Linked DNA regions of Homo sapiens: regions 2, 3 and 4 are each linked to region 1. Evidence: chromatin loops called from intact Hi-C (ENCODE). Cell type or tissue: heart left ventricle. All regions are shown on one strand.

Region 1 (8,000 bases):
AATAAGAAAATTTTTGTAGACAGCTATAGAAACAGACTTCAAAGTGAATTCCAAAAGTTCACATTTCCTATGTGGGTTCTGAGAAATAGTTGCAAAACCATGAAGGGTAGAGAGAGATGAGAGAGAAAATGCAAGAGAGAGAAATACCATGTTTTGAACACTATTCCTACTTCTTTTCATTTGACAAGTATTTATTGAGTACCTACTCTTGGGATCTCGGAACAATTTGAGACCCTGGGTGTGTGGTGATATTAAACAATGTGCTCTCATGCAGCTTCCACTTAGTGCAGAAAAACTAGTTGAAGGACAAAGACATACACTGCTTAAGGAAACAATGTAGAAAGGGAATACAAAGAAAAATATATATCTGTAATATTCTTATAGCACACATTCTTTACCATTTAAAATGATTACTATTTGTTCTTAGGCCTACTATTGTCAAACATTTACTTATTAATTTCTTCAAATTTGATCTTTATTATGTGCCCTGATTTTGAATCAATCAAGTTAAATTACTGACTAATAAAAATATGACATTCTGTTATGAAAGCAAGTTGAAACGATTTAAAATTGCGTATTTGGAAGAATACATCTCAATGAAAAAAAAGAGTCTGAAATATGTATTATACCAAAAGAACAGAATTTTCAGAGAATTCAGATATGGATTTTTTTGTTGCAAATCTTCTCATAAATTCTCCACAGTACTTCAGCTCTTCTCATTCCAATTTTCTTATTATTTTTCTGTTACTATGATAAACATCACAGTCACCTCTGACTTTTCCCTTTTCCAATATTGACTCTGTATAACATTCCTTTTGTATGTATTTGTATAGTGCCCACTGATGTTACCTATTAGCCCAAGACCTCATTCCTTCTCTAATTAATGTAACAGTTTCCAGCACCCTCTTCTGCCAGTTACAGAATTTTGGAGCCCAGAGGGACTATACTCAAGAAATGCAACCCTTAAAGCCATTATATTCTCTGCTTCTGGATCAATCCTCTTAAAACAGGCTCTTATTGTGTAGTTTTCTGATCAAAATCTTTCCATGGCTTACCACTACATACTGAGGACTCCTCAGCTTCTTTTGTTGAGCATTTAAGGCTGTCTATGCATTTTTTAAGGCCCCAATATGCTTTTTCAACTTTGTATTTTTCATTCATTGATTCAAAAATATTTTTTGAGCCCATTTATAATTTAAATGGTGCTAGGGCCTTGCTACAAAGATGAACAAGTCACAGCCTTGCCCTCTAGCAGTCCCCAGTTTAAGGGAGGGGGTACAGGAGTGGTGGGAATGGGTGTGACGAGTACATGAAAATCTCATTAAGTATTGAGAGTAGGTGGTAACAGCGCCTGCCCAGGGAGCACTGAACTCAAGTGTCCAATCCTGCTGTGTAGCCAACTTGGCTTCATCAATGCTGACGTGGGCTGTCTTTTCTCTGCTTTTCTGTATACCCTAAATATATCTAGGCTTACAAAGCCTAGATCAGATGCCAAATAATCCATGGATTTTTCCTTAGTCTCCTACTCTTAAATATCTCTCATTTGAATTCCCATGACATTTTAAAATTTCCTTTCCTATTCTAATCACATCCCTGCTTGTATTAGAGAATATCTCTCTTACTACAACTGTCTGCCTCTTAAAAGCAACAACTATGACATATATTTATATATCTCTAGACACATAAACCTAAAAAAAGCTTACAAAGGTGTTCAGTAAATGTTCCCCAGGCTAAAATAATGAATAATAATGTGTACAAAGTCAAAGGTAAAATAGAACAATGGCGGGAATTGACTATACAAACTGATTCTTCATAGACTTGTAAAACTATTATACTACATAAATTACTGCAAAAATTAATGACAGTAGAAAGGAGGACTACCACTAACAAACTAGGATCCTGGGCTTACAGGGGTTAAGGAGATCTAACCACAAGGAGAAAAAAAAAGTTCTTAATTTGCCTTCATTAAAGACTAATTTTAGGTCTTTGGCTAATTAAATGAATACATTGTTTATGCTCCATACACTTTCGGCTCGAGTCTTGGAAAATACGTGGAACTTCCAAGAATTAAAGTTTCCATTAACGCAAGTGCCAAAATCAGGAGGCTTGACCTGTGGGAAAAAGCACATTTGTCTTCGCTGGCTCCTTTTCAAAAAGCTATAGATGTTTATTGTATAACCTTTTTTGTGCGCAAATGCTGTTTTATCATTCAGACCCATCTAGACAGAGGAAGAAGCTGCAACATTTCAGAAAGCAACCAATTACTGAGGACCGAATGACCTGGCCTTATCAGCGCTGAAGTGTTAACGGCCGTCCCTGTTTGGGGTAAAATTTCTTCATTGGGAGCCAGTCAGTGGTTTCTTTTTTTCTTTCTTTTCCTTAAGGGGCCGGGGGTGGTGGGGGGCAGTCGCTGTTTTGAGGTGTGTGTGTGTTTAATTCCCTGAGAACTGGCTTTGGCTGGTGAAGAAATACTTTACTATAGTGGGTTTCAGAACATCTTCCACCTGTATCTCTCCTAGCAGGTGGAAATTTAATGTAAATAATTGTGTGTGCCCACAGCTTGAACGCTTTGGAAGAATATTTTCTGACCTCTCTGCTTTTATTCAGTCCGAAGTAGCCCAGTTATCATGAAGTAGCCCAGTTATCTACCTAGATTACAAAATAAAATTAAAATTAAATCTCCTTACGTCAGTGAACTTGGAGTCAGAAAGTTCTCTCCCCTGAGCAGAGAGCCTTTTAAAGACTTGTGTGTCACGCTGGCGGCAGGGGGTCGCGGCTACTGGAAAGGAGCTGGCTCTGCAGGTCCCGCCCTCCCCCGGGTCGTCCCTCCCTCTGGCCTGCTCCCTACCTCCCGGGGACTTGCGCTCGCCCCCTCCCCGCCCGCCCCCTACTCCGCGACAACGTCGGCTTCCGAGGTCTGGCGTGCGTCAAAGCCCTAACTGGGAGGCTGATTTGTGGAGCATCGCCCCCCCGCCCCCGCCCCCCCAGTCCCTCCTCCTTCCACTGAAGTGGCCAAGGGAGTTGAGCTGAGCAGGGGGAGGGGAAGATCTACACCCATCCCCCTTCCTCTAGCCCTCCCTGCGTTTAGATTCAGTTGCACCTTTTATTATTTTAACTCTTCTCCTTAGGACACGCAGCCCCCAATTTGTCCCTCCGGCCTGGGCGGCCCCTGGTCCCGCGCGCCAGCATGGGAGAGCGAGGGACCTGCCCGCGGCCCGCCGGCGTGTGCAAGGAGGTCCAGCCGCCGCGCCCGCTACCCGGAGTCTGTAAGTTTCAAAGCTGCTCCGGGGGAGCGGAGGGGGGAGGCTGTCCGTGTTCCCGTAAATGATTTAAAATGCAAAACACCGCAGAGGCTTGCAGTGATGGATGGACTTTTCGGGGCACACTCCCTACTGCAACCCGCAGGCTGTTGTCTTGGGTTTTTTCCCCCCCGCACCTTGTATATTTGATTCCTTCGTTGTAAAAAAAAAAAAAAAAAAAAGTTTTCAATTTATAATATTATGATTTCCACAGGAACCTTTTTAACTCTTTTTAGATGCAACTCATACTTCTTTCGCATTTAAAATAATTCTTATAACTTATAAATTCTATAGCACACCACTTATTATAATTTTGTCAGATTACACGTTATTTAGACTGCGCAAGGAGTCATGGCCTTTGCTTACTTCTAAAAATAACGGAGGAAGAATTTTCTCTCTTTACTTTTAATATTGCTACATCATCTAAGTACTTTAATAAGTAGATCGTGCACCCAACTGGTCTTAATCTTCATGACTGACGCCACGTGCTGTAGCCTTGCACTAATTTACAGACGCGGTTAATCGCAGAGAATTATCTTTGAGCCTGCTGTTTACCGGAAGGCTCCTGGTTTTGTTTAACTAAGGCTATGTCCATATGTACTCAGAATAAGAAAAATTGAAACAGTTCTTTTTATTAAAACCAAGTAATTTTTCTGAGATCCCAGAACTCAAGCACAAGCTAGATTCATGTTTGGGTTAGTAAAAATCACATTTTTGGTTTTGCATGTCACCTCGCACATGTACAGACATATCCTTGAATACAAGGACCCAAGAGGTGAGGATAGGGTGGGTTTTTAAGTTTTTAATAAATGTTTCCCTCGTGCAGGAGGACGGGTGTCCAGGGACGGAGAGGCAGGTGAGAGGGAGGTGGCTAAGCTGGCTATGGTGACAGGACGATGTTGGCCAGAAAGAGTATCATCCCGGAGGAGTATGTGCTGGCGCGCATCGCCGCAGAGAACCTGCGCAAGCCGCGCATCCGAGACCGCCTCCCCAAAGCCCGCTTCATCGCCAAGAGCGGGGCCTGCAACCTGGCGCATAAGAACATCCGTGAGCAAGGACGCTTTCTACAGGACATCTTCACCACCTTGGTGGACCTGAAATGGCGCCACACGCTGGTCATCTTTACCATGTCCTTCCTCTGCAGCTGGCTGCTCTTCGCTATCATGTGGTGGCTGGTGGCCTTTGCCCATGGGGACATCTATGCTTACATGGAGAAAAGTGGAATGGAGAAAAGTGGTTTGGAGTCCACTGTGTGTGTGACTAATGTCAGGTAAGAATGTAGTGGGATGAGGCAGGGGTTGAAAACAGTAGAGAAAAAATGTCAAAATGCCCTTTCTCTTATCATTCTGTTATTTAATTGAAAGTGAAATAAAGGGTTTGTTTTAGAATCTTCAGAAACAAAAAAGCACAATAAAGAACAACACCTAACACAGTAAGTATTTTTTAAATGCAGCTTTATGGAGAAGAGTCTCTGAAAACCTGAGCTTCAGTCCTTTGGACTAGCCTTGAAAATGTTATACCAGTTATCAAAAAAAAATTGTAATTCAAAGGATTACACAGAGTGCTTTACTCCAAAAGCGCACACATTGAGTTCAGTATGAAAAAGCTGTTGTCCATAGTTTCAGTGCCCACAGGTAAATATCTCTGATCAACAAAAAATATTGTGCTAGTGGACATTTTTCTTGACTCTTCTAACCCATGACATTTTCAGAAATAATAAGAAAAAAATGGGAAGGCCCTAGGGGGAGAGTGTCCTAGATTAAAAATCTACTAAAAAATGAAATAAATATCATCCCTTCTTTATCGAGATTATCATAACATAGCTGATTGCTTGCACTGGATTCAGAAATTAAAAGTTATGCTAAGATTCAGAACTAGAAATTGCTAATTTTTAATGACAATTAGTCCAAAATTTTATGGAAGGGGTTATATAGAAGCAATTTAATTTTGTACTCTTCTTTCAAAGTTTAAATAGAATAGGGACAAGATAGTTCTTAGATTACCTAACTTTGGCTTCTTTCTCATATCATAAGTATCTCAAAGACAGGTAAATTGATTTCAGTGATTCACCTCTCTTGCTTTCACATGGTTTAAGAACATTTAGTTGAGGTGATTTCTTTGTTTTTTTCGGGGGGAGGTGGAAAGAGATAAATTATATCAATTACCAAGATGTTCACTGTGAAGCAAAAGAGTAGTAATAATACTGGAAAATTTTCCAAAACATTTTTAAAAGAACATTTTAAATTCACATAATTCACAAAGCAAAGAAACTTGAAAAAGCATTATGATACCAGGAAACTGTAAAGAATGGGACCTCTAGTGACCCTGAAACCTTATTAAGCTAGCATATCACTGCAGAAAGTGGACCCCAGACTGTGAACTTGTCCACCCTTCCATTTGCTAAGGAACTACAATGCCAGCCTTTCAAGGAGGAAGGCAGCATTAGTGCGCAGAGATCACACACCACAGATTTCAGCTCAAATTCTGAGCAGCAAAAACTGTATTGAATTGATCTATTGCTTTTAATATTGATTAGATATTATTTTCTTTTTTCAAACTTCTCACAAACTGTTGTCTCAAAGAAAATGCAGCTGGAAAACATAGATCATCAGTATACCAGATATAAAGAAAACACAATACTTAAAATATCCGTTAAAACGTTCAATAGATACTCTAAGATCAAATATCATTATCTATAATATATATCTTTAAGAAACTTACTGGCACTGATAATTGGTGAATCATTTTCATATCAAAATAAAGTTTTAATCTAAATTATATGATACTGATAAAAAGAGAAAAAAGAAATGGTAACAGCAAACCTTAAAAATCTTCATTCTCTCCCAATGAGAATGTAAAAGGTGACTAATAATAATTCTAATTCTTTGCATTTTTCCCTTTGTGAATTCAATGTCCAACCATATCACTAAAATTGGAAACAACATTTTTCATTGAATATTCACCAGTATTTCCAAATAATGTTTGACCATTCTTCTCTTAGGGTGACTCATTTTCTCCTCCATGTATTTTCTCCTGCAAGGAGTCTCTTTGACTCCATTTAATATGAGTCAAAAAATAGACCAATATATTTCCTCTTTCTCGATATTATCCAGCCTACCTCTTTCTGTAACAGAACAAAGAAACAGCTAAACACTTTTATCTCTTGAGATTGTTTAGCATAGCAAGTGTCAGTAAAAAGCTGGGTCTTGTACCATATGTAATATTTAGAATTCATAAACAATATACAAAATGTGGCTCATGAATAGTCTCTTAAACCATTAAAACAAACTATTTGGGATATTTATCATTAGACTGCTCTCTGAGGTATGGATACATTATCAGAAATCAGTGTTGTATCCATACCCCTTCTCTGGGGTCCATTTTTATTCTTGCCATGTTTTGGGGCTATACCAGATATCTTTTTGTGGGTAGTTAGTGCAATAGGCAATTACTGTAGTTTTCCATGAATCATTTTAGCAACAAAAGAGAAAGGCAACTTTCGCACTTCACTTAAAAGCTAATCAAAAGAATAATCCATGTATTCTTGCTTATCCCTCATAATTTTCTACCAAAGTGCACTGTACATACCAAGTACTCAAATGTTTAAACATTTTTCTCACCTGCTGTCTGTAGCATTAATAAATAGGTAATACTTTGAGAGATTGCTAATGTGTAGGCTTGTCTTCTATAAAGTTAGAGAAGTTTGAAATTGTGGTTGGGGGCAAAGATAGAACTAATATTGTTTCTATGAAGAAGCCACAGCAGTACTTGTTGTGAAATTAAGTGTTATAAATTGATAGTAACAAATGTGGTGCTTCCCATATGGGAGTAAATCAGAATCCCCTGAGAACTTTTCAAAAGCATCTTACCCAGATCCAACCTCAGCCTACCAAATCAATGTCTATTCACTAAGATAGGGAGTAGATGTGCAATTTGAAAAAGCTTCCCAAGAAAATCCTACAACTTCTTGGTTCCTTCCCTCTGCTTCTTTCACAGGATTAGGCCAAAGTGAGAAAATTCAAGTTAGTATAATATTAATTACAGGTATACCTTAGAGATATTGCAGTTTTGGTTCCAGACCATTGCAATAAAGCAAATATCAAAATAAAGACAGTTACACAAACCTTTTGTTTCCCAGTGCATATAAAACATTTATATTATATTGTAATCTAGTAAGTGTGTAATACCATTATGGCTGAAAAATATACATATCTCAATTCAAAAAATATTTTAATGCTAAAAAATGCTAATGTTCATCTGAGCCTTCTGCAAGATGTGGTCTTTTTGCTGGTGGAGGGGCTAGCCTTGATATTGATGGCTGCTGATTGATCTGGGTAGTGGTTGCTCAAGGTTGGGGTGGCTGTGGCAACTTCTTAAAATATGACAATGAAGAGTTTGCTGCAACAATTGACTTTTCTTTTCACAAAAGATTTATCTGTAATGTGTGATGCTGTTTGATAGCATTTTACCCACAGTAGAACTTCTTTCAAAACTGGAGCTAATCTTCTCAAAACCTGCCACTGCTTTATCAACTAAATTTATGTAATCTTCTGAATTCTTTGTTGTCATTTCAACAGTGTTCACAGCATCTTCACCAAGAGTAGATTCCATCTCAAGAAACCACTTTGGTTGCTTGTCCAGAAGAAGCAACTCCTCATTCATCCAAGTTTTATCATGAGATTGCAGCAATTCAGTCACATC
Region 2 (8,000 bases), 50 kb before region 1:
CCATAATTCCTTGCTTTAATTCCTTGTTTTGATATGTGAGTGTGTGTGTGTGTGTGTGTGTGTGTGTGTGTGTGTGTGTGTGTTGTTCTATAAGGGAAAAAATCATATATGAATAATATAATTACTGATGAAATAGCTTACTGAAAGAATGTCCCGAAATCATAAGGGAGAAATGTTAGCAGTTACCTTTGTATCTGGTTTTCCTGAACTTGAAGATCAAGTATGTCTTTTAGGGGCAAGCATATTTGCCTTGGACTTGAGGTGAGAGTCTGACCGACTCCTGTTTCTGCTCTTTAGCACTTCCTGCTGTCAGATTAATGGATAAGTGTTGAACAAGAATCTTCAAGCAAACCATATGCTCTGTTCTCATAGCCAGAAGACAAGATATTAGAGCCTTAAGACTGCCAAGAAAGGGAAGGTCAGGAAAAATTAGAAAGGAACAGCAGCCAAACTCAAAATTGTTTAGTTTAGTTTGTCTCATAACCCAATACTTTAACCCCCACGTGAAAAAGCAGTTGAACCTGTCTAAATATAATAGACTCTGTATCTTGAATTCCACCTGCAAAAAACAAAATACTGACACCTGAAACAGGAAGGGCAGAACAGGCCATTCATTTGGTTACTTTGTAATGCATTTGTTACTATGTCTTCTCCTTGCTTTCTGTGTATTAGAATCCTTCCAAGATTTGCAATCTAGTCTTATTACTAGAACTCTCCCTTAAAAATTAATACAAAATATTAAGGAGTATTTTATTTTCATTTCCGATGGGCAAAGATATATTTTGGCAAGAAACGTTTGTTGATTTATTGCAAGGTTCCAGGCATATCTGCTGACAGAAGTCAAGGTTCAAGGTCCTTTGTGTATGCTTTGCCTCCATCCATTGTATTTATATGTCAGTAACTTTATATGGATAAACACGTGTACACACGCACACATGCACACCCCTCTAGACAATCTCAGAGATCCATTGTGAGACCAGTCAGATTCACTGTCGCTCTGCTCTTCTGAGTGAACTGAGAGTTTTCATTGGAACCAGGTGTATTTAAATATAAATACTATAATCCAAGAACATATGCCACAGTAGGAGTGTTAAATAAGGTAAATGACTTCTCCTGGGAAATAACCTTTTCTCTCAATTGTGCACATATAAATGACCTCATTACTACTGTGTTTCTGTGGGCATGTCCACATCACTGGAGACAGAATTTTAGTTTGGAATAACTGGATCTTGCGTGAGAAAAATGAAGTTGAGATATAGTACCTTGGAGACTAGGGTGTGAACTGTTCTCTACACCCCACAGCTGGATATATTCTGTATTCTGCCTTGTAAGTCTTTTTTTTTTTAAAGTAATGAAAATTTCTAATTGGCCCAGTACATCTGCATTGATCTTATCTATGGTATCAACACAACCCCCTCTTTGTTGTATTACTCAGTAAGTTCACATAAATATCTGCTTCTAGCAAATATTCTTAGAGTTCCCAGAGCAGGAATGCAACCAAAATGATATAAAGAAGGTCACTTCATTGGACATAAATTAGAAGAGGCAAGCAGGATTTCTTCACACAGATTTCACCAACTCTAATTCATGGACTCAGAGCCATAATGGAAATGGGAGAAAACATGATATCATTGCTTTCTGTGGCTATCTTTCCCCTCCCTTCCTCTTTATGCCTAGTTTTAACTTTCCAAAGCCATGTCACTGCTATTGACAGAAAATCTCAAGAAAGAAGAGAGAGAAACCAGAGTAGAAACGCCTTTTGTTGAATTTGGGACGTTCTCCGAACCTCATCCAATTTTTGTTTATCTTTTTTTTTAAATTATACTTTAAGTTCTGGGATACATACGCAGAACATGCATGTTTGTAACATAGGTATACGCATGCCATGGTGGTTTGCTGCACCCATCAACCCGTGATCCACATTGGGTATTTCTCCTAATGCTATCCCTCCCCTAGCCCCCCACCCCCGGACAGATCCCAATGTATAATGTTCCCCTCCCTGTGTCCATGTGTTCTCATTGTCTAACTCCCACTTATGAGTGAGAACATGCGATGTTTGGTTTTCTGTTCCTGTGTTAGTTTGCTGAGGATGATGGTTTCCAGCTTCATCCATGTCCCTACAAAGGACATAAACTCATCCTATTTTATGGTTGCATAGTATTCCATGGTGTATATGTGCCATGTTTTCTTTATCCAGTCTATCATTGATGGGCATTTGGGTTGGTTCCAAGTCTCTGCTATTGTGAGCAGTGCTGCAATAAACATATATGTGCATGTATCGTTATAGTAGAATGATTTATAATCCTTTGAGTATATACCCAGTAATGGGATTGCTGGGTCAAATGGTATTTCTGGTTCTAGATCCTTGAGGAATGGCCACACTGTCTTCCACAATGGTTGAACTAATTTACCCTCCCACTAACAGTGTAAAAGCGTTCCTATTTCTCCACATCGTCTCTAGCATCTGTTGTTTCCTGACTTTTTAATGATTGCCATTCTAACTGGCATAAGATGGTATCTCATTGTGGTTTTGATTTGCATTTCTGTAATGACCAGTGATGATGAGCTTTTTTTCATATGTTGAGATAGAGACATGAAAAACCCTTCAAAAAATCAGTGAATCCAGAAGCTGGTTTTTTGAAAAGATCAACAAAATAGATCAACAAAAAAGATCAACAAAAAAGATCAACAAAATAGTCTGACTGCTAGCCAGACTAATAAAGAAGAAAAGAGAAAAGAATCAAATACATGCAATAAAAAATGATAAAGGGGATATCACCACTAATCCCACATCAATACAAACTACCATCAGAAAATGCAATAAACACCTCTATGCAAATAAACTAGAAAATCTAGAAGAAATGAATAAATTTCTGGACACACACACCCTCCCAAGACTAAACTAGGAAGAAGTCGAATCCCTGAATAGACCAATAACAAGTTCTGAAATTGAGGCAATAATTAGTAGCCTACCAACCAAAAAAAGCCCAGGACCAGATGGATTCACAGCCAAATTCTACTGGAGGTACAAAGAGATGCTGGTATCATTCCTTCTGAAACTATTCCAAACAATTGAAAAAGAGGGACTCCTCCCTAACTCATTTTATGAGGCCAGCATCATCCTGATGCCAAAACCTAGTAGAGACACAACAGAAAAGGAAAATTTCAGACCAATATCCCTGATGAACATCATTGCAAAAATCCTCCATAAAATACTGGCAAACTGAATCCAGCAACACATCAAAAAGCTTATCCACCACGATCAAGTCGGCATCATCCCTGGGATGCAAAGCTGGTTCAACATACGCAAATCAATAAACGTAATCCATCACATCAACAGAACCAATGACAAAAACCACATGATTATCTTAATAGATGCAGAAAAGGCCTTCGATAAAATTCAACACCCCTTCATGCTAAAAACGCTCAAAAAACTAGATATCAATGGAACGTATCTCAAAATAATTGTTTATGTTTTTAAAAAAATACAGCGCTTTCTTTTCTTTTCCAAGTCATGTTAAATAAGAGTTAAGACAATCATGATTTTTCCTCTTTGTCTACACAGATAGTTTTCCCTATGGAAGATCTAGCCTTGCCCACCATATTCATATCATATTCATTTTGAATTGGGAAAAAAATAAAGGCCATAACACACTCAAATCATAAAAGGACAAGAGACTAAAAGAATAAAATAATTTGGCTGGTAGAAAGCGGCTAGACTGTGGCTGGCCACCGGACTTGCTTTGGCAGCAGAGCGGACTGTTTTTCCTCTGGGTGCCAAGTGAAGCCGGCCGCGGTTGAGTGCAATGTGTCACTACAGCCTAACCTCTGATTGCTGCTTGCGTCCTCTCGTTCAGCACAGTCTTTTCTCTTCATCCCTTTGGACTAAACAATTCCAGTTCTTTGGCATTGGTGTTTTCAGTTGCAAAAATGGTGTAACTTTATCTAAAGGCTGTCTTTCCAAGGCTTTGTCTTGCTGTGTGGTGGAAGGATAAAAGAAAATTCACATGAAGAAGCCAAAAATAAATACTTTAGAGTCAACAGGCTAAAGTGAAAATGGTCTTTAGGGTGAGCTTGCACAAGAGTCTATTTTGTGAGACAACACTGCTTTTTTGTGTGTTCACAATTCAACGACAGACAGGGATGCAGTGATCTCGTAATTTGAAGGCCCTAATATATTCTTGCAGATACCCAGTGGTACAATAATGTGCTCCTGAGTGCTATATGAAGGAGAGGGATCACATACTTTTGGGTTGCTATTAACTATTTACAAGGCTGCCTTATAGAGAATTACAGTTTTCATTATAATTCCAAATATAGATAGATGTCTTTGAATCACTAGAAATCTGAAAAGAGACCTCTCTTTCGACATGGGAATCTTCTGGTGGGGAGTATTGAATTCACAGAATTGATGGAAGCTGTAATTTACTATTCTACAGATAAAAGCCCTCTTTTGAATGTAGATAATTCATCTGTGTTGTAACTTCTGTTTCCTAAGTTGAGTCTCCCATTTCATTGTATCATTTGGATGGAAGGTGGTTTTCACTGAGTAGATTGCTTAGGATGTGTAAGGCTATAGCAGTAGAATAAATGCTATTAGTGATCCCCAAGTATTAGCTGTCTTCTGTGAAAGTTATGCAGACCATCTGCTTCTCCTTTCTTAGTTTATTGCCTCTAAGCCATTTGCTTCTCACGTATTTGCAAAGGAATGGAAAGATGTAACCGTAGGGTCACTTTGTGAATCATTAAACTTGTTAAGTTTAACAGTAAAAGAAGTGAACATCGGAGACCTAACAAAAGCTTTTTTTTTTTTTTTTTTTGAGACGGAGTCTCACTCTGTCGCCCAGGCTAGAGTGCAGTGGCATGATCTCAGCTTACTGCAACCTCTGCCTCCCGGGTTCAAGTGATTCTTCTGCCTCAGCCTCCCGAATAGCTGGGACTACAGGTGCCTGCCATCACACCCAGCTAATTTTTGTGTAGAGATGGGGTTTCACTGTGTTAGCCAGGATGGTCTCGATCTCCTGACCTCGTGATCTGACCGCCTTGACCTCCCAAAGTGCTGGGATTACAGGAATGAGCCACTGCACCTGGCCACAAAAGCTTTTATGTTAGCTATTAATTTCACATTTCTATACTACTGTAATATTTGAAGAGAAGTGATTGAAATTTAGTGATTTTGCTGAATATTTTTTGAAAAGTGTAGTACACAAAGGAGCTTCATCCCTTATGCAAATCAAGATAAAATTCTGATCAGTAGTCTCTAAAATATTTCCAGTACTTTAGAAAAAAAAAAAACAGTTTTTAGCAGTGGTAGTAATCCAGCAGTGAGCTGGAAAGTATCTAGTTAGTAAAATTAAAAGACAGCCTGAATGACTTTTTCTTTAAAAAGAAAGTTTAAAAATATTTTTATAATAAAATAACTTTGTTATACATACTAAACTACAGATATATTGGCTTTCAAGCTATAATATCTATTTGAATTTAGTTGATTGTAGATTTTGAAAATCAGTTCCTCTTCTGAAAATTTTTGCTATAAAATGTACCTCAAAAAGCTATGCCTTTCTTTTGCTGAAGACCGGGTCAAAAATAATATTTCTAAAACATTTTAATATATGAATTTGAGCATATTTGGATTGCTGGCCTAATAACTAATAATATCTAGTGATCATATTGAAAATTATACAAGTAGTTTTGAAAACATTAACCACGTGAAAGGGGCCCAGAAAATATATATTGACTACAACTTATTGATGAGTCTTCTCCTTTTTCTCCCATCATCTGTTTTCACTTCTTTTGCTGGCCCTTTTGCCAGAATAAGACTACCTACCTGTTACCAGAATTATCATTTTAATTCAATGGAAAATAGTTTAAATTATCTTCTAATCAAATCTACCATGTCATTCTTTACAGTGGGTGAATTCAGGAGCCCAATATAGAATACAAAGATTTCCATAGTAAACTAAACTCAATAGCGAGAAATTGACTGCATAATGTTTTACATTTCCTTTATTATATTTATATTCATATTACTCCTACTGTTTAATTTCCATTTATTTAGACCCAGTGATTTTTGATATTTCAGTCAGCTATGACCTTGTTCTATTTTGTCCAAATCTGTTCTTTATAAAAAACACAGCAACAGCATTTTGTGAGTTTTTTTCCCACAATTAAAATAGTAAAATATATACATATATATAATAATTTGGAACTGAATGATGAAATTCATGGCTTAGGTAAAAGTACTTTTCACTTTAGAAAAGGAAATAACTCATAACACTTAAACATAGCAAAGCTTTTTAAGAGACAGTCATATTACAGTTCTAAATGGACATGGGAGTTAAAAGATTATAAAACTCGGTGTTGGACTTCCCACTTTATCAAAAAATGTATGCTTGTAGTATCTTTACATGTTCAGCTCTTAAAATCTGGAAATGAGATTGGTAGAGACTTAAATGATTCATACAAATCCTAAAAGAAAAGTCGGGAGAAGTCCTAAGTTGGAAAATAGTCAGCTCATAGAAAAACTCAGTGAATGTTTTATGAAGGGGTGAATTTATCTAGTCATTTACTCCACAAACAAGTACTGAAGCTTTACAATCAATGTATTTAGCATTATTCCTATTGCTGGAGATAATAATGGTAAAAATTCAAAGACCCTGTCCTCATGGAACGTAGATTCTAATGAGAGTAGATAGACAATAACCATGTAAACAAATAAGCAAATAAGATAATTTCATACACTTCGGAGTGCTTTGAGGAAAATAAAACAGGACAATGGGAAAGAGAAGAGCCACAGGGCTGGAGTTAGGAACCAAGAAAGGAAGACTTTTCCAAGGAGGTGATGTTTGAGTTGAACCTCAAATGATGGGAAGGAGCCAGGTATCAGAGACCTACCGACAAGCATTTCAGGCAGTCACTGGCAGAAACAAAGTTGATGTATTCCCAAGAATAGGAAAAAGGCTAGTGTGGTTGGAGTACAGTGAAGGAGCAGGAAAGTAATCTCAGATGAGGTCAGAGTAGACAGGGTACAAAATCCAGACATATAGTCTGGATAAGGCTATATATATAGATGAGAGCCTATATATAAGGTTTTATATATATATATAGGCTATATATATAAGGCTTTGTCACCCATCTGAGTTTGAATGTATTGTAAGTATAATAGGAAGGCACTGTTAATTCTAAACAGGGGAGTGATATGACCTGACTTACATTTTTTAAAGAATGTATGAATGGATGGATGAAGTCAGCTGGCAGGAGGTAGAGAATAGAAGTTAATGAAAGAAGTACCTTGCCTCAAACTCTTAACATATACACCACTCACAGAAATTTCTCAGAAGCCAGATGACATATTTTTTTTAATGTCAAGCCAGACATACCTTGCTGGAAGGATTTTCTGGTACTAATTTACTTTCTGCAACTTATTACAGAAACTCTATGAGACTTTTAGAAAAAATAATATGGAAATCCAAATGTATAACATAAATTTGAAAGTATTAACTTTACACAAACTGGCTGAAAGGAAAAAATTCATATTGCTGTAAATATTTTAGAAGTATTTGGGAGCACTTTGGCATGTATAAACTGCAGAAGAACAGCCCAGACTGGTTATTCTCTGCATCCATGTAGTTAATTCAAATAAAGAGGAAAAGAGAAAGAACAGTCTAGTAGGGGTGTGGCAAGTTGTTAACAAAAGGATACATCAGAAGAGGCAATCAAAAAAGTATTTACTACCTCTGTGGAATTTATTGCCTCAAAGGATTAACTCTATGTGATTTTTTTTCCTTTAATCTTTGTAAAGATCATGAGCATCAATATGGAATTAAATTTTAGTGCCTGCTTTAACCTTTGATGTTTTATGATGCATACACATTTTTAAGTTTGCTTTAAACATCTGAAAATTATCCAAAGGGAAAAAAAAAGACATTCTGGTATGTGGAGATGGAGAAATCTAACTGGTATTTAACATTTTTATTCCTTTAAAAATCCTTGTGAATTAA
Region 3 (8,000 bases), 70 kb after region 1:
AAAAAAAAAAAAAAAGTAATGCTGATTTATTAATATTTTATTACTTTTGTCAAAACATGTAGAAGTGAATACTGCATAAATACCTCGATCCTATAAAGATATGATTAGCAGACGCCTTTGTTAAATATGAGTACTGGTTTCTTAAAATATAATTACTATTTGTTCTGGCCAAGACTATCATAAAATATGGAATAGATGAAGGATAAAACTTACACAAATGGTAACTTACCTATGCCTGTAAGTCTTATGTGAATGTGTATGTGTGTATGAGTTACTAAATACAAAGGAAGTCAGGTAAAATTACAGCCTATTATCAGCAATTCCTGAAGAAAAAAATACAGCAGTAAAGTTTTAGGTATTATGTGTTGCTAAATTTGCATAGACTTACTAAGTTGAGTTCATATGGTCTAATTCAGATTAATTCAAGAGCATGTGATGAACTGGAACTTATTTATTTCATAACAGCAAACATAGGCTTCTGCCATTCTGACACAAAACAAAAGTAATGGAAAGAACAGGTATGGTAGCACTTCTCTGGAGAAAACTCCACATGGAAATTAAAAAGCTGCCTAATCTCTCTTTTCCACCTCCATTGTGGGAAATGCGGCAGCTGCTGATGCACGGAGGCCACATATGATGGGAATACGGGAGCTTCAGGTGATGAGGGAATGGATTCCTCTACCCTACACTTCCCAAAAGGGGAAAAATACATTTTTTACTGGAAAAAAACCTGTAAAAAGCACACAATAAACCAAATAAATTATGAAACATAATTATGCCATGGTCATGTTGCACAATAAAAATCACTATTAAAGAAATGAAGATTAAAAAGAAAGCCTTGGCAATATTAAGCCCCATAATCTGCTTCCTCTTTCGATATTTCAGTAGCACAACACTTATCACTATCTTAATGGATGTGCACAATATGTAGGGTATGCACTTAATAACTATAAATACATATGTAAAATAAAATACTATCAATGGCAATTTATCTTAATGCTTTCATTCTCCTGGGTTATTTCCTTCTGACCAACATTCTAAGAGGGGTAAGAGAAAATACCAGTGGGCTTGAGACCATAAACTGCATGATTTCATTTATATTACATAGAAAAAAGCAAAGTTAATCAACGTTATTCAAAGTTAAAATAGATTTGGAAGGATAGGTAATGAATGAAAGGGAGCATAGAAGAGGTTTTTACGTGGCCGGGCACGGTGGCTCACGCCTGTAATCCCACCACTTTGGGAGGTCAAGGTGGGTGGATCACGAGGTCAGGAGATGGAGACCATCCTGGCCAACACAGTGAAACCCCGTCTCTACTAAAACTACAAAAAAATTAGCCGGGCGTGGTGGCAGGCTCCTGTAGTCCCAGCTACTCGGGAGGCTGAGGCAGCAGAATGGCGTGAACCGGGAAGGCGGAGCTTGCAGTGAGCCGAGATCGCGCCACTGCACTCCAGCCTGGGTGATAGAGCAAGACTCCGTCTCAAAAAAAAAAAAAAAAGAGGATTTTTAGGGTTCTTGTGATGATCTGTCTTTTGATCTGGTTACTAGCTACAAGGATGTGTTTAATTCATCAAGGTGTCATAATAAATATGCTTTCAGTATATATATTTTAATTTTTAACACTTGTAAAAAATACTCTTATTTTATGTTTTTAAATTATATTCTTATGCACTAACAAACAACTATCAGAAAATGTAATTTTAAAAAATAAACTATTCAAATCTATTAGAATGACTGTTGAAAAAAGTTGACCACACCAAGTGCTGGTGAGGATATAGAGTAGCCAGAACTCTAATGCATGTTGCTGGGAAAGCAAGATGGTACAGTTTGGCGGTTTCTCATAAAGTCATGCACATGTGATGAGATCCAGAAATCTCACTCCTAAGTATTTTCACTAGAGAAATAAAAACTTATGTTTAGACAAAAACATGCACAAAAATGTTTGTAGCAGCATTACTCAAAATTACTCAAAACTGGAATCAACCAAAATCTCTCTCAAGGAGTGAATGCATAAGCAAACTGGTACATCCATATAATGGAATACTCCTCCCCAATAAAAGGAACAAACTATTGATACACAAAACAACATAGATAAATCCCAAATGCATTACGCTAGGTGAAAGAAGTCAGTCTCAGATTGCATACTAAGATTACATCCATTTGAAATTCTGGTAAAGAGAAAACTACAGAGATGAAGAACAGATCAGTTCAGAGTTAGGAGTAGTGGGGACAATTTTACCTCAAAGGGGTAGTGTCTTAGTCCATTTAGTGTTGCTATAAAGACCCTGGGTAATTTACAAAGAAGAGTTTTACTTGGCTCACAATTCTGTGGGTTGTACAAGACGCATGGCACCAGCATCTGCTTGTGGTGAGGGCTTCAGGCTGCTTCCACTCGTGGTGGAAGGTAAAGGGCAGCTGGTGTGTGCAGAGATCACATGGCAAGAGAGGAAGCAAGATGCAGGGAGGGAAGTTCCAGGCTCTTTTTAACAACCAGCTCTCAGAGGAAGAGACACAGAAAGACAAACATCACATATTCTGACTTATATGTAGGAGCTATAAAAGTAGATCTCATGGAGATAAATAGTAGAATAATCCCAGAGGCTGGGAAGAGTGTGTGCAGGGGTTGAGGGGATCAACGAAGAAAAGTTGGTTAATGGGTACAGACAGATAAAAGGAATGAATCGTAATGTTTGATAACAAAGTAGAGTGACTACAGTTAACAACAATATATTGTATATTTCAAAATAACCTAGAAGAGACAGCTTGGAATGTTTCCTACATGTAGAAATGATAAATACTTGAGGTGATGGATATCCCAAATACCCTGACTTGATTATTAGACTTTATATGCATGTAACAAAGTATCACATGTACCTCATAATTATGTACAGATATTACGTATTAACTTAAAAATGAACTTCAATACATATTTTGCACCATGTAAAAAATTAACTCAAAATGGATCACAGAGCTAAATGCGAAACCTAAAACTTCTATGAAAAAAATAGGAGAAAAATATTTGTAACTTTGGATTAGTTAATAATTTATTTGATATGATATCAAGTGTACAATACACAAAAGAACAAATTGATAAATTGGACTTCATCAAAATTAAAAACTTCTGTTCTTTGAAATATCGTTTCATAGAGAGGATACTTTTTATTATCACTGCTAACCTGCGGAGGTAGCAGTGAGCCGAGATTGCGCCACTATACTCTAGCCTGGGCTACAGAGCAAGACTCTGTCTCAAAAAAAAGAAAGAAAGAAAATCACATAATCTTTATTTAGTATATATTTAAAAATTATCAAAACCCAGTAATAAAAATATAAATAACCCAATTTAAAATATGGGCAAAATATACTTGTAGAAAAATGAAATTGGATCCCTATCTCTCACCATATACAAAAATTAACTCAAGATGGATTAACGACTTAAATCTAAGACCTGAAACCATAACAATTCTAGAAGAACACCTAGGGAAAATTCTTCTGGACATTGGCCTAGGCAAAGAATTTATGACTAAGACCCCAAAAGCAAATGCAACAAAAACAAAAATAAATAAATACCTAATTAAACTAAAAAGCTTCTACACAGCAAAAACAATCAAGAGTAAACAGATAGCCTACAGAATGTGAGAAAATACTTGCAAACTATACTTCTGATAGAGGACTAATATCCAGAATCTACAGGAAACTCAAACAAATCAGCAAGAAAAAAATAATAATAATCTTTTTTTTGAGAGAGAGTCACGCTCTGTCGCCCTGGTTGGAGTGCAGTGGCACGATCTGGGCTCACTGCAAGCTCCACCTCCCAGGTTCACGCCATTCTCCTGCCTCAGCCTCCCGAGTAGCTGGGACTACAGGTGCCCCCCACCATGCCCAGCTAATTTTTTGTGTTTTTAGTAGAGACGGGGTTTCACCATGTTAGCCAGGATGGTCTCGATATCCTGACCTCGTGATCCACCTGCCTTGGCCTCCTAAAGTGCTGGGATTACAGGCCTGAGCCACCACACCCAGCCAAATAACCTTATTTTTAAATGAGCAAATGGCATGAGCAGACATTTATCAAAAAAAGATATACAAATGGCCAACAAACATATGAAAAAAATGTTCAACATCACTAATTATCAGGGAAATGCAAAATAAAACCATAAGAAGATACCACCATACTCCAGCCAGAATGGCCATTTTAAAAACTTGAAAACCAATAGGTGTTTGCATAGATATGAGAAAAAGGGAACACTTGTACACTACTGGTGGGAATGTAAATTAGTACAGCCACTATAGAAAACAGTATAGAGAGTTGTAAAGAACTAAAGGTAGATCTGCCATTCAATTCAGCAATCTCACTACTGGGTATCTACCCACAGGAAAAAAAGTCATTATATTAAAAAAAAAAAAAAACCCCACCTATGTGTATATGTTTATCATAGCACAAATCACAATTGCAAAGATATAAAATCAACCTAACTGTCCACCAGCCAATGAGTGGGTAATAAAAATGTGGTTTATATATGCCATGGAATTCTACTCAGCCGTAAAAAACAAAGAATGTCTTTTGCAGCAACTTGGATGGAACTGGAGGCCATTATTCTAAGTGAAGGAACTCAAGAGTAGAAAACCAATTACTGCATGTTCTCACTCATAAGCTAAGATGGCTACTCAAAGGCATACAGAGTGGTATAATGGACATTGGAGACTCAGAGGTGGAAGGGTAGGAGGTGGGTGAGGGATGAAAAATTACCTAGTATGTAAAATGTACACTGTTAGGGTGATGGATACACTAAAAGCCCAGACTTCACCACTATACAGTTCATCCACATAACCAAAAAAATGGCTGGACCCCTAAAAGCTGTTGAAATAATTTTGTTTTAATGGGCAAAATATGTGAAGAGATACGTCACCAAAAAGAAGATATACATATGTCAAATAAACACATAAAATAGTGATCAATATTACTACCCATTAGGGTCATAGAGATTAAAGTCATGCTGGGATAACATTACACACCTATTAAAATACCTAAAATTTAAAAAAACTAATCATGTCAAGTGTTGGCAAGGAAGTGGAGCATCTGGAACTCTCATTAACTTTTGCTGACAATATGAAGCTGTAAAACCACTTTGAAAAAAAATTTAGGCACTTAAAAAATTGAAATACACATCTATCATATGATGAAGACATTGCATTTCTAGGTCTTTACCCAAGAGAATTGAAAGTACATGTCTAAAAAATGTATACACAAATGTTTGTAGCATCTTTATTTGTTATCACTGAGAACTGGAAACAACACAAATGTGCATCAACAGTTGAATGAATTAATAAAGTTTGGTAAATAGAGACAATTGAATACTAATCGGCTATAAAAAGGAATGAACTACTGGTATACATAATAACACAGATAAGTGTCAAAATACTATTCTTTAAGAGAAAAGCCAAACAAATACATACTGTATGATTCCATTTATAAAAAAGACTAGAAAATACAAACTAATTTACAGTGAAGGAAATCAGATCAATACTTTCCTGGAAATATGGTAGGTTGAGGTGGGACTGGAATGAGGGACTATAAAAGAACATGAAGAAATCTAAGGGAGTAATAAGTATGTTTATTATCTGAATTTTGTTTATGGTTTTCTATACATATGCATATATCAAAACTTATCAAATTGCACCCTGTATTAGTTTTTTATTACTGCATAACAAATTATTGCAAACCTAGTGACTTAAAACTAACCTATCATCTTACCATTTCTGTGGGCCAGAAATACAAGCATGAGCTAACTGGATCCTGTACTTGGGATCTCACTAGACTGAAATCAAGGTGTCAGCCAGGGCTGTGATCACATCTGAGACTTAGGGGTCTCAGAATTCAATGACTTGTGGTTGTAGGACTAAGATCCCCATTATCTTGCTGGCTGCTGGCTAGGGATTCTCCAGTTCCTAGAGCTTGCCCCCAGGTTCTTGTCACGTAGCCATCTCACAACATGGAAATTGACTTCATCAAAAACCCACCTTACAGGCGTGCAGTGGCTCACGCCTGTAATCCCAGTACTTTGGGAGGCTGGGGCATGCAGATCACCTGAGGTCGGGAGTTCGAGACTAGCCTGACCAACATGGAGAAACCCCGTCTCTACTAAAAATACAAAAAAATCAGCCAGGTGTGGTGCTGCATGCCTGTAATCCCAGCTACTCGGGAGGCTGAGGCAGGAGAATCGCTTAACCCAGGAGGCGGAGGTTGTGGTGAGCCGAGATCGTGGCATTGCATAAAGGCCCTACCCTCATAACCTAATCTAATCCTAATTATCTCCCAGAGGCTCTGTCTCCAAATATTATCACATTGGGGGTTAGGGCTTCAATGTTTGAATTGGAACAGGAGGGCCACAAACATTCGGTCCATAACAGAGAGGATTATACAGGGTGTACACTCTCAGGAGTAGAAATTTGGGGGACTATCGTAGAATGCTGCCTACCACATACCTTTTAAACATGTGCAGTTTATGTCCACACAAAACATCAATGTACAAAAAAGACAAAATGACATAAGGGAAAGAAAATTATATTATCATCAGACTTCTGGACAGCAATGTATTATCCCAGAAAAAAGTAGAATAAACTTGAAGATACATACATATGTATGTATGCCGTGGATTTTATGTCCAACAAAATTTACCTTCAAGTATAAAGGGCACACATGAATTTTTATCAGCATGCAAAAACTGAAGGAATGTTGTTTCTATTTTCCTCCTTAGGAATCTACTATGGTAGGTACTTTAGACAACCAAAATGAATAGAAAATTATCGGTATGAGGACTGAAGAGGAGTATTAAACATATAGTTACTTGTAGAGCCAGATGAAGTGAAGATTAAAGGAAGAGAGTATAATATATAATGGTTTTATATTTAAGCAAAGTAGTGAAGTTATAAAAAATTGACATAATGTGTAGAATATGCAAAATATATTTGAACAATTCTCAGTAATTTTTCATGGTGGAGATTTTGGTATGGTTATTTTAAGACTATTCTGTTTATAACATGGGATAAAGTAATAATTACGGGAAATTCTAATTTTATTATCTCCTGCATTCATGGGAACCAAGATTCTTGATACAGAAGAAAGTAGTTGTAGTTAAAGTAAAAACAATCCCTGACACACACATCTCTTTCCCTAATTTTAATTGGAAATATATCAGTAAGATCTGATAAACTATTTTGTATGTACATACAGATATGCCTATGGTATATGTATATGTGTGTCTACATTCATATCTATCAATATTTTCTCTCTTGCGCATCTCTTCCCACAGGAGTCTCTGGCTACATGCTCCCGACAAGACAATCACAAATGTCAATTGCACGTAACTCCTTGCGAAGGACAAATGTTAAGGTTCTTTTCCACTAAGCCCAGTCCATCTCATTTCTCTGGCTTCCCTCATAAAATGATGAACAGTCTTTGCATCCGTCAGTGATAACAGAGTCTCAGCTTCCCATCTCCTGTGAATAAATTCTTGGGGGAGGGAAGCATCTACACACCTATCTAAAACAAAGAGGCCTTAGGCTACATAAATCAAAATATGGGGTAGGGAGGATTTCTAACTTTGCAGAAACAAAGTTCAGCCAATAGATACAATTACTATTACTAAATAGTACACTTAATGCTTCAGTCTGAAGGTACAGTCAATCCTCCATAGCCATGGGTTCCAATGTCTCAGATTCAACCAACCTCAGATTGAAAATATTGTGGACAAAAATATAAAAAATAACAATACAATAATAAAATAATACAAATTTTTAAAACAACATAGTATAACAACTATGTATACATCATTTACATGATATTAAGTATTATAAGTAATCTAGAGATGATTTAAAATATACAAGAGGATGTGCACAGTTGTATGCAAATACTATGCCATTTTGTATAAGGGACTTGAGCATCCACAGATTTTGTTATCCACAAGGGGTGGAGGGTACTGGAACCAACCCCCTTTAGCTACTA
Region 4 (8,000 bases), 68 kb before region 1:
TGGTTCGGTTTTGTTTTTAAATCATCAAGGAAATATTGAGATTAACAGTGATACCTTCTTATCTAGTTAGATGCTTATATCCCAAATGCCATAGGACTTCTGTGATAATTTAATAAGTTAATAATTACAACAGGACCTGAAATAGAATAAACTATCAAAAATGTTAAAATAGAAGCTATTATTAATACTTTTAAAGTTTATCATAAGAAATATTTAAATATAATGTTTAGACTTGTATTCAAGAGAGTTTATACATATATTTTTATATATGTTATACATATATACACACAGAGGACCTTTTTGTATTTGTTCTTATGGTATTTGATGTTAACTACCTACATCAGTATATTAGCTGGTCATTTTGAGACTAGGAATGAGAAAAGTGAGCTCTACAACATAGAAAGCCAAGAATATGCCCCAAACCTGAAAACAAACTCTTTCTCTTCATCTGCTTTTAAGCAAGCCTTGAAGGAGAGTGAAGGGAGCAGGTGGAGGCTTGGCCTGTGGAATTATGGTGGGGATACTACCCTGGGCCTCAAAAAATTGCATTCCTTCAACCGTCTAAATGCATGCAAAATAATGAAGAAAACAATCTTGTCTGACATTGACATTTGGTTTTCTAGTAAGAAAGAACTCCATTGATAATTTCCTATGTGCTTTTTGTGTTGGTTGCTTTTTAGACCTACTATGTGGCTGGCTTTAGCATACTCTGTGGAGCAGGCATTTTCCTTTGCCTTGTTACATCCCTCACTGTAGAATGGATGGGTCTCACAGCTGCCAAAAATCTTCACCACAACCTTCTCAATAAGATAATCCTTGGACCAATAAGGTAAAACAGTGGTTATTTCTCACTCCCACACATAAAATAATAAAAATATGCATTTTTCAATTTAAGTGGAATGTGAAAGTTAGAAGAATTTCTTTAGTCCTTGAGCAAATGAATAGGGAGCTTCTCATTTTCATGACACTAAGATGCCCATTAGCAATGCCCAGGTTCCAAATAGTTTAGTATTATCATATACTTCCATCTGTTTATTGCCTAGGTTTTTTGATACCACACCCCTGGGACTGATTCTCAATCGCTTTTCAGCTGATACTAATATCATTGATCAGGTGAGTAACTGGGTTACTTCCAAGTTCAAAAATTAGTTTCACAATGTAAGCTAAATAGCATTTTAAGATAAAGTATAATTCCTATTAACAATAGAGGATTTCTGAAATTTAAATAAAGGCCCATTTGTATTTGTATCAATACATGCAAATGATATCTAGAATGAAATCTTAAAGGAAAATCTTAACTCAGACTAATTTGTACATGTAGAAGAAGATACTTGGAGAACCATCATGAAGTAAAGAATGATTGAACATTTAAAATTTTTGATTATAAAAAAATTGTTTTGATTAAAGTCATATCAGCATTCACAGTATAAAGTTCTTAAAAGTTTAGTATTCATGCAGAATTTCTCTCAGAAGTGAAGGATGGGATGCCAAGCTGTCTTAAAGTCCTTTACTTTTATTAGATTGGTTCTTGAAGCTTCAGATGGTGTGATACTTTAGGAAAAATTCCAGGAATGCCAAGTTTAGCCTAAGATCCTTAGGAATCTAAAAGTTTGTTTGAAATAAAAGACATCAAACTCTGAAATTATATCACTCTATAAGTGGAACCCTCTGGATGACTGAGAAAGGAATTCATCATATCCAGCCCTTGTCTTTTCTGACTTTCCAGAGTAGCATTCGGAATACCGAAATGGCCCTCAATTAGAAAGAGGGTTGATGCATGCAGCTGACTGCAGAGTATGATGAGAAGTTTTGATGTTTTCATGGCATTGGTGTTAGGTCAGACTGCACCTAAAACCTTTCTAAGGAATACACATTAGAAAAGAAGAAATGAATCACTCATTATTTAGAAGATGACATGATTGTCACTTAGAGAATTCAAAATAATTAGTAAAATAACCAATTAGAAAAGTCAGCAGAGTATCTACATAAGATATATCATATGAAAAGCAGCAACTTCCTCTATACCAATTTAAGAAAATAGTGAAAAACAAACTCCATTCATAACAATAAAACCTATAAAAACAGAAATAAACTTAATGTGAAGAAAATATGTTCAACAATCCCAGAAGTCATAACAATCCTGTACAGAGAAAGAATTTCCCTATTAGATATTTTTTAAATACTACAAAATTCAAGCACTCTGTTAATTGCAAAAGACAAGTAGGTCAAAAGAGCAGCATGGAGAATTCAAAAACTCCATCTTATGTAGAAATTTAACGTATAAATGTGGCATCTTAATAAGGAAAGGATTAATTTTTCAATAAAGGATATTGGGATAATTAGCTACCCAAAAAATACAAAGCAAATGCATATAGCATAGAGGTGGTCATATTAAAACATAAAGCTATAAAGTAATGTAGGAAAATAGTTTTAGAATCTTGGGGTGGGAAAGGTCTTTCTCAGTAAGACAAAGAACTCAGAAACAATAAGGAAAATAGGTTACTTTTGAGCCCACAAGTCAACAGAAATGACTATAAAAAACTTTAAATTGTGATTGAGCTAAAAGCACCAAAGGTAAATTTAAATACAATAGATAACTGGGAACAAAAATTTGCAAATATTTTTTAAATAAACATAATATATACAGAGCATCTAAAAATCAATAAGGAAAAATTAATTCACTCAAAAAAGCCCAAAGGATACGAGGAAGCAATTACAGAAAATTAATTTAAATGTATTACAGTAGAGGAATAGCTAAATAAGCTAATACTATGCAACCATTAAAAAGAAATAGATTTGTATGCACTGCCATGGGAAGATTTACAGTCTGTCTTGCTCAGTAAACAAACACATGAATGAATAATATTTATAGTACAGTGTCATTTACATAAAACACCCAAGGTAAATAGGTAGATAGACAACTAATCAACGACATGTTGATAGATAAATAGACAGACATAATAAACTATGGGAAGTGAGTGAAGAATTGCTTAGGATGAACATGCTTATACACTACTTTGGTAGTTAACTGTGTAACTATCAACATAAAAATAGGTATTTTTGTTACATTGCAGCCAATATTTCACTGGGCTAATCATATTTTCCTTTTAAACTACCCTAATAGCACATCCCTCCAACCTTGGAATCTCTAACTCGCTCAACACTGCTCTGCCTGTCTGCCATTGGGATGATTTCTTATGCTACTCCTGTGTTCCTGGTTGCTCTCCTGCCCCTTGGTGTTGCCTTTTATTTTATCCAGAAATACTTTCGGGTTGCCTCTAAGTAAGTAAAACAGCATCCCACTCATTTTCAAAAGCTTATCTACAGTCAGCCCTCTCTATTCATGGGTTCTGCCAACAACAGATCAAAAATATTTGGAAAGAAAACATTCCACGAAGTTCCAAAACACAAAACTTGAATTTGTCATGTGCCGAGTACTACATTGAATACACACTGATGAAGCGATGTGTGATGTGTTGCCATTGAATTAGGTAGAATAAGTAACATACAGATGATTTAAAGTATATGGGATGATGTATGTAGGTTATATGCAAATGCCACCCATTTTATATAACGGACTTGAGCATCTGCAGATTTTGGTATCCATGGGAGGTCCTGGAATCACTTCCCCATGGGGACAATTGTATTTGATTTACTGTGATCTACATTTGCTGTAGTGTTTTTCAAGATAAGATGTGGAATTTAGAAATGCAACCTATATGAAACATAATGAAATCTATCCTGACATTATGATTCATTTAGGTATCAATTAATATTATAATTATACCTATAATTGGTTGTCTGGGCCTTACCTAGTCCTGGACATATATTAACATGTGGATTGATCTATTGAGTTTTGAGTTCTAAGACTGACAAATTTTTCACTCCATGGTCCTTTTTCTGAACATGACATTGATAGAAAACAAAAAATCAAACATAGGCCGGGCGTGGTGGCCCATGCCTGTAATCCCAGCACTTTGGGGGTCTGAGGCGGGCGGATCGTGAGGTCAGGAGTTCGAGACCAGCCTGACCAACATGGTGAAACCCCGTCTTTACTAAAAATACAAAAATTAGCCAGGCGTGGTGGCACCCGCCTGTAATCCCAGCTACTCAGGAGGCTGAGGCAGTAGAATCGCTTGAACCCGGGAGGCAGAGCTTGCAGTGAGCTGAGATCACGCCACTGCACTCTAGCCTGGGTGACAGAGTGAGACTCTGTCTCAAAAAAAAAAAAAAAAAAAAAAAAAAAAAGGAAACCAGAAACATAATCCCAAAGAGTAAGTGATTTAATATTATTATACTCTACAAATGGGAAAAAAAATATTCGTTTAGGATTTGTCATTTACTGAGATGTTGAATAAATGAAATATAATACCAGCTGTTTTAAAATTTCCAGTTTAACTTTGAAACCCCGCTATATATAGTATAGTAAAGTTTGTTATTTCAACAAATACTAAGCACTCATTGTGTCACAAATAGCTGTGTTAAGCCACATGACAGGTGAAGAGATTGATATGTCAGGGGCCTGTTCTCAAGAAATGTATAGTCTCTAAGGAAGATAAAACATATACAAAGTAATCCTAATACATGGATAAGTGCTAGAATAAGAAGGTAGGTATTGAGTTTATTCAGAAAATTGAAAATGTTAATATGACTTGAGTGCAAGGAAGGTGAAAGAAAGTAGGAGGAGATAAGAAGAAAAGAATTGTAGATGGGAACCTCTGAATGTATCATATAACATTTCATAATTTGAAGAAATAGTTGTTTCTCCCTCTTAGCTATGAATTAGGATCCTTTAAATGTCAGGGATCCACATTTAGTCTGTTTTTCATCCCTAGACTCATCGTCTTTGCTTGCAGCAAATTCTGATCAAAATGGAGAAGCTAGTAATCAACTTCACATTTCTTTTCTTCTGATACTATTGCTGGTCTACTTGCTGGTGGGGCAAAGATGTTCAGAGTTATTTCATCACTGCTGATGGTTTCCAAATCTGTCCTTGCCTTCTCAACACTGATATCAGTCATGTCTTACTTTAATCACATACTCATTTGGTCCTATTATTGCCCTTTATCAATACAAATGGAGTGCAAAGTTTGGGAAAATATTCCTAGTCCATCACAAATTTGAATTGTGAATTCTGTTCATCATCAGAATAATCTATTAGAGACTAAAGTATGGAGAGGATGGTTATTTTAAAGAATTAATATTGACAATGGATTGTACGCTATTCTTATTTGAAATTATCTGAAAGTTAGCAAATATAACCATATGATATTAAACCTCACAAACAAGGATCCTTCTAGATGTTGAGGTTCTTTAGAACTCATCCATGTTGAAAAGCTCAGGCAGCTTAACATGCCATTTTTGTATACACTAAAGAGAACTTAAGTGGGAAACTAGCTACAGGAAATGCTCTGAAAAAATGAATATTTAAAATCATGGATCAAATGCTTGCTTAGCTTTGTAAGTAACTGTTTCCTTCTTGCAAGAATACAAGATCAAGCTGTGCCCTCACCTCTTTGGTTTTATCAAACACAGTTTTATAAACAAAGCTTCCTCCTTCCACAGTATTTTTCCTTCACTCCAAACCTCAATGTAGTGACCACCTGTTGCTTGTGTCAGATTTACAAATAGCCATTTGGTTTTATGTTTAAAAATAACAGACTATTCACATTCCTTCATATTCCTTCTCCCACTTCCTTCTATCTTTCTCTCCCCGAATCCCCATGTGAAAATTCTGAATGAGGGAATCCATTTTAGAAACTCCATTTTGAAAAGACTTGCATTTGTTTTGGGAACTAGACTACACTGGCAGCCAGGAATGGCATAAGTTAATTGTTGAAGATTATGGAACCATGTTCATCCGTTCAGTTGACCCTCACAGGTGAATGCCAACACTACTTCTCTAATCTTCTCAACCCCAAAAACCTAGAGAAGGGCAGGAAAAAAGGTCTGAAAAGTAAAAAATGGAATGCATTGAAACATGTGATATAACTGTTAGCCTATCTTCTATAAATTCTAGCTCATGTGGTTTAAAGAAAAGTTGTCATGAATATATCTTTATCAAAATGGTCAGATTCAGCATTTCCATTCATTCAGTATATGTCTGTGTTTTATGTACATGTGGTTCCTTAGAGAAACTGTGAATGGAAGTTCCATGAAGGCAAGGATTCAAACTCACTGTGTCCAAAACTAAACTCATTATCCTTTCCCTCCAAATGTCTTCTTTCTGTGCCCCTGACCACCACTCTGGTAAACAGCACTGTCACTTTTCAAGTCTGTTAAACTAGAAATAGCCAAGCTATATGTGACTCTTGTTTACCCTGTGAAAACTAATTGATCATCACAGCAAATAGGGCTTCTTCTGACTGTCCCACATTCCCCTACTTCCTATTTTAAACTTGACCAGCATCACATTAATTCTGAACATTTTTTTAAAAACCTCTTATATGGACTATATTAACTGATCTTCCTCACTCACCCATTCTCTTTCATCCTGTACATTGTCTCCCAAGTTATGTTGATTAAAGGATTAAACGACAGCTCTGATTACCTTCTTTCTGTTTTATTTTTGAGACAGCGTCAGGCTTTGTCACCCAGGCTGGAGTGCGGTGGAGTGATCTTAGCTCACTTCAACCTCTGCCTCCTGGGTTCAGGTGATTCTCCTGCCTCAGCCTCCTGAGTAGCTGGGATTACTGGTGTGCACCACCACGGCTGGCTAATTTTTTGGTAGAGACAGGGTTATGCCATGTTGGCCAGGCTGGTCTCAAACTCCTGGCTTCAAGTGTCCACCTGCCTCAGCCTCTCAAAGTGCTGGGATTACAGGTATGAGCCACCGCACCTGGCCAGATTACCTTATTTCTAGTCTTCAGCGATTTTTTTCAGCCCATTAAGGATGTTTCTACAATCCACTGTCACCCTTACAAGGCCATATCCTTTACATAGCCTCTTCCTACTACAACAGCCCTAAAGGACTCTGGGCACCAGACAGATTGAACTTGCAAGATTCTTCAGACACCGGTGCTTGTTCTTGTTATTTTTCTTCTTGTCTATTTTGTAGAAGCCCTCATCAAGCTTAAGGTCTCGCCTAAATTCTACCCGCTTAAGGAAAATCCCACCAATGTCCTAGGTATGAATTAAGTGCTCATTCCACTGAATCCTGTAGCAGTTTACTTTGGCTGTTACACAGAGATGATAGTTTTGTACAACACATTATGTTCAGCCTCTACCTGTATTCATTATATACCCATCTTTCTCTTCCTCTTTAGATTGTAAGCTGTTGAAGTTTTTGTTAATTGAGTGCTAGGGGAAAAAATTTCAATGAGGAAAACAAATACAGTGACAAAATAACTTTCTCTTAAAGAATAAACATGGTAGTCTTTGAGTCTGGATGCACATGAAGTTTATTTTTGCCCCTCTCTCTACTAGGGACCTCCAGGAACTTGACGATAGTACCCAGCTCCCTCTGCTCTGTCACTTCTCAGAAACAGCAGAAGGACTCACCACCATTCGGGCCTTTAGGTGAGTAAACACATTTTTATATTAGCTGACTAGGCAATAACATCATCAACAAATATTTTTCTACAAATAACTGATCATTGCTTTCATTTTGTTTGATCTCCCCATTGTGTGCCTGATGGTGTACTAAACCAAGAATAAGAAAAATTTGGTGTAAATGATCAGAGTTAGAGTTTACTCATCCAAAATGCTAACTATAATAAAGGATGAAGCAACAGATAGGAAAAATACTAGCTGTGTGACTAGGATAAGGCATCTGAATTCTCTAACCTTGGTTTCCTCATCTATTAAATGGAGAAAATCAATTTTGCTTCTTAGGGTCATTGGACTAGTTAATATTATCCCTGCGAAGTATTAACCACACTGACTATTGAAGAAGCATCCAATAAACAAGTTAAAATAAATGTATAAATAATAATAGTAATAATAATTCTCACAAAAGAAATATTATTACACCAAAGTTGTTTTAGAATTTAATCCTTTTT

Evidence for each region. Hi-C counts contacts between places; a loop is a spot of excess contacts. Peaks named below come from ENCODE experiments on the same cell type or tissue, not always from the same donor. Only the 100,000 strongest peaks of a DNase experiment are listed, where the experiment ranks them.
Region 2: a loop joins it to region 1, with 3 times the contacts of the local background. A loop is called at or near these places in 27 of 110 quality-filtered maps.
Region 3: a loop joins it to region 1, with 2.2 times the contacts of the local background. A loop is called at or near these places in 15 of 110 quality-filtered maps.
Region 4: a loop joins it to region 1, with 2.3 times the contacts of the local background. A loop is called at or near these places in 9 of 110 quality-filtered maps.

Annotation. Positions count from the first base shown.
Region 1 is chr12:21,769,812-21,777,811 of GRCh38, reverse strand. It overlaps KCNJ8 (potassium inwardly rectifying channel subfamily J member 8), which reads left to right and starts at 3,106. Exons shown (of 3, transcript NM_004982.4): 1 at 3,106-3,266; 2 at 4,126-4,569. The coding sequence starts at 4,196. The region is part of intron 2 of KCNJ8-AS1 (KCNJ8 antisense RNA 1); the gene reads right to left. RefSeq lists silencers at 2,692-2,909, 4,223-4,517 and enhancers at 2,752-3,749, 3,750-4,748. In heart left ventricle, a CTCF peak has its summit at 4,413; DNase peaks (open chromatin) are centred at 2,821, 3,251 and 4,371; H3K4me3 peaks cover 6,513 bases; H3K27ac peaks cover 5,909 bases.
Region 2 is chr12:21,819,611-21,827,610 of GRCh38, reverse strand. The region is part of intron 31 of ABCC9 (ATP binding cassette subfamily C member 9); the gene reads left to right. KCNJ8-AS1 (KCNJ8 antisense RNA 1) reads right to left here. Exons shown (of 5, transcript XR_007063241.1): 3 at 187-401. Among named protein-coding and RNA genes, the nearest start is that of KCNJ8, 49 kb to the right of the region's middle. In heart left ventricle, no CTCF peak of the experiment used is centred here; a DNase peak (open chromatin) is centred at 3,770; H3K27ac peaks cover 1,219 bases.
Region 3 is chr12:21,700,227-21,708,226 of GRCh38, reverse strand. All of the region lies in intron 1 of KCNJ8-AS1 (KCNJ8 antisense RNA 1), which reads right to left. Among named protein-coding and RNA genes, the nearest start is that of KCNJ8-AS1, 42 kb to the right of the region's middle. In heart left ventricle, no CTCF peak of the experiment used is centred here; no DNase peak of the experiment used is centred here.
Region 4 is chr12:21,837,596-21,845,595 of GRCh38, reverse strand. It overlaps ABCC9 (ATP binding cassette subfamily C member 9), which reads left to right. Exons shown (of 40, transcript NM_020297.4): 27 at 681-829; 28 at 1,044-1,113; 29 at 3,125-3,282; 30 at 7,426-7,518. Among named protein-coding and RNA genes, the nearest start is that of KCNJ8, 67 kb to the right of the region's middle. In heart left ventricle, no CTCF peak of the experiment used is centred here; no DNase peak of the experiment used is centred here.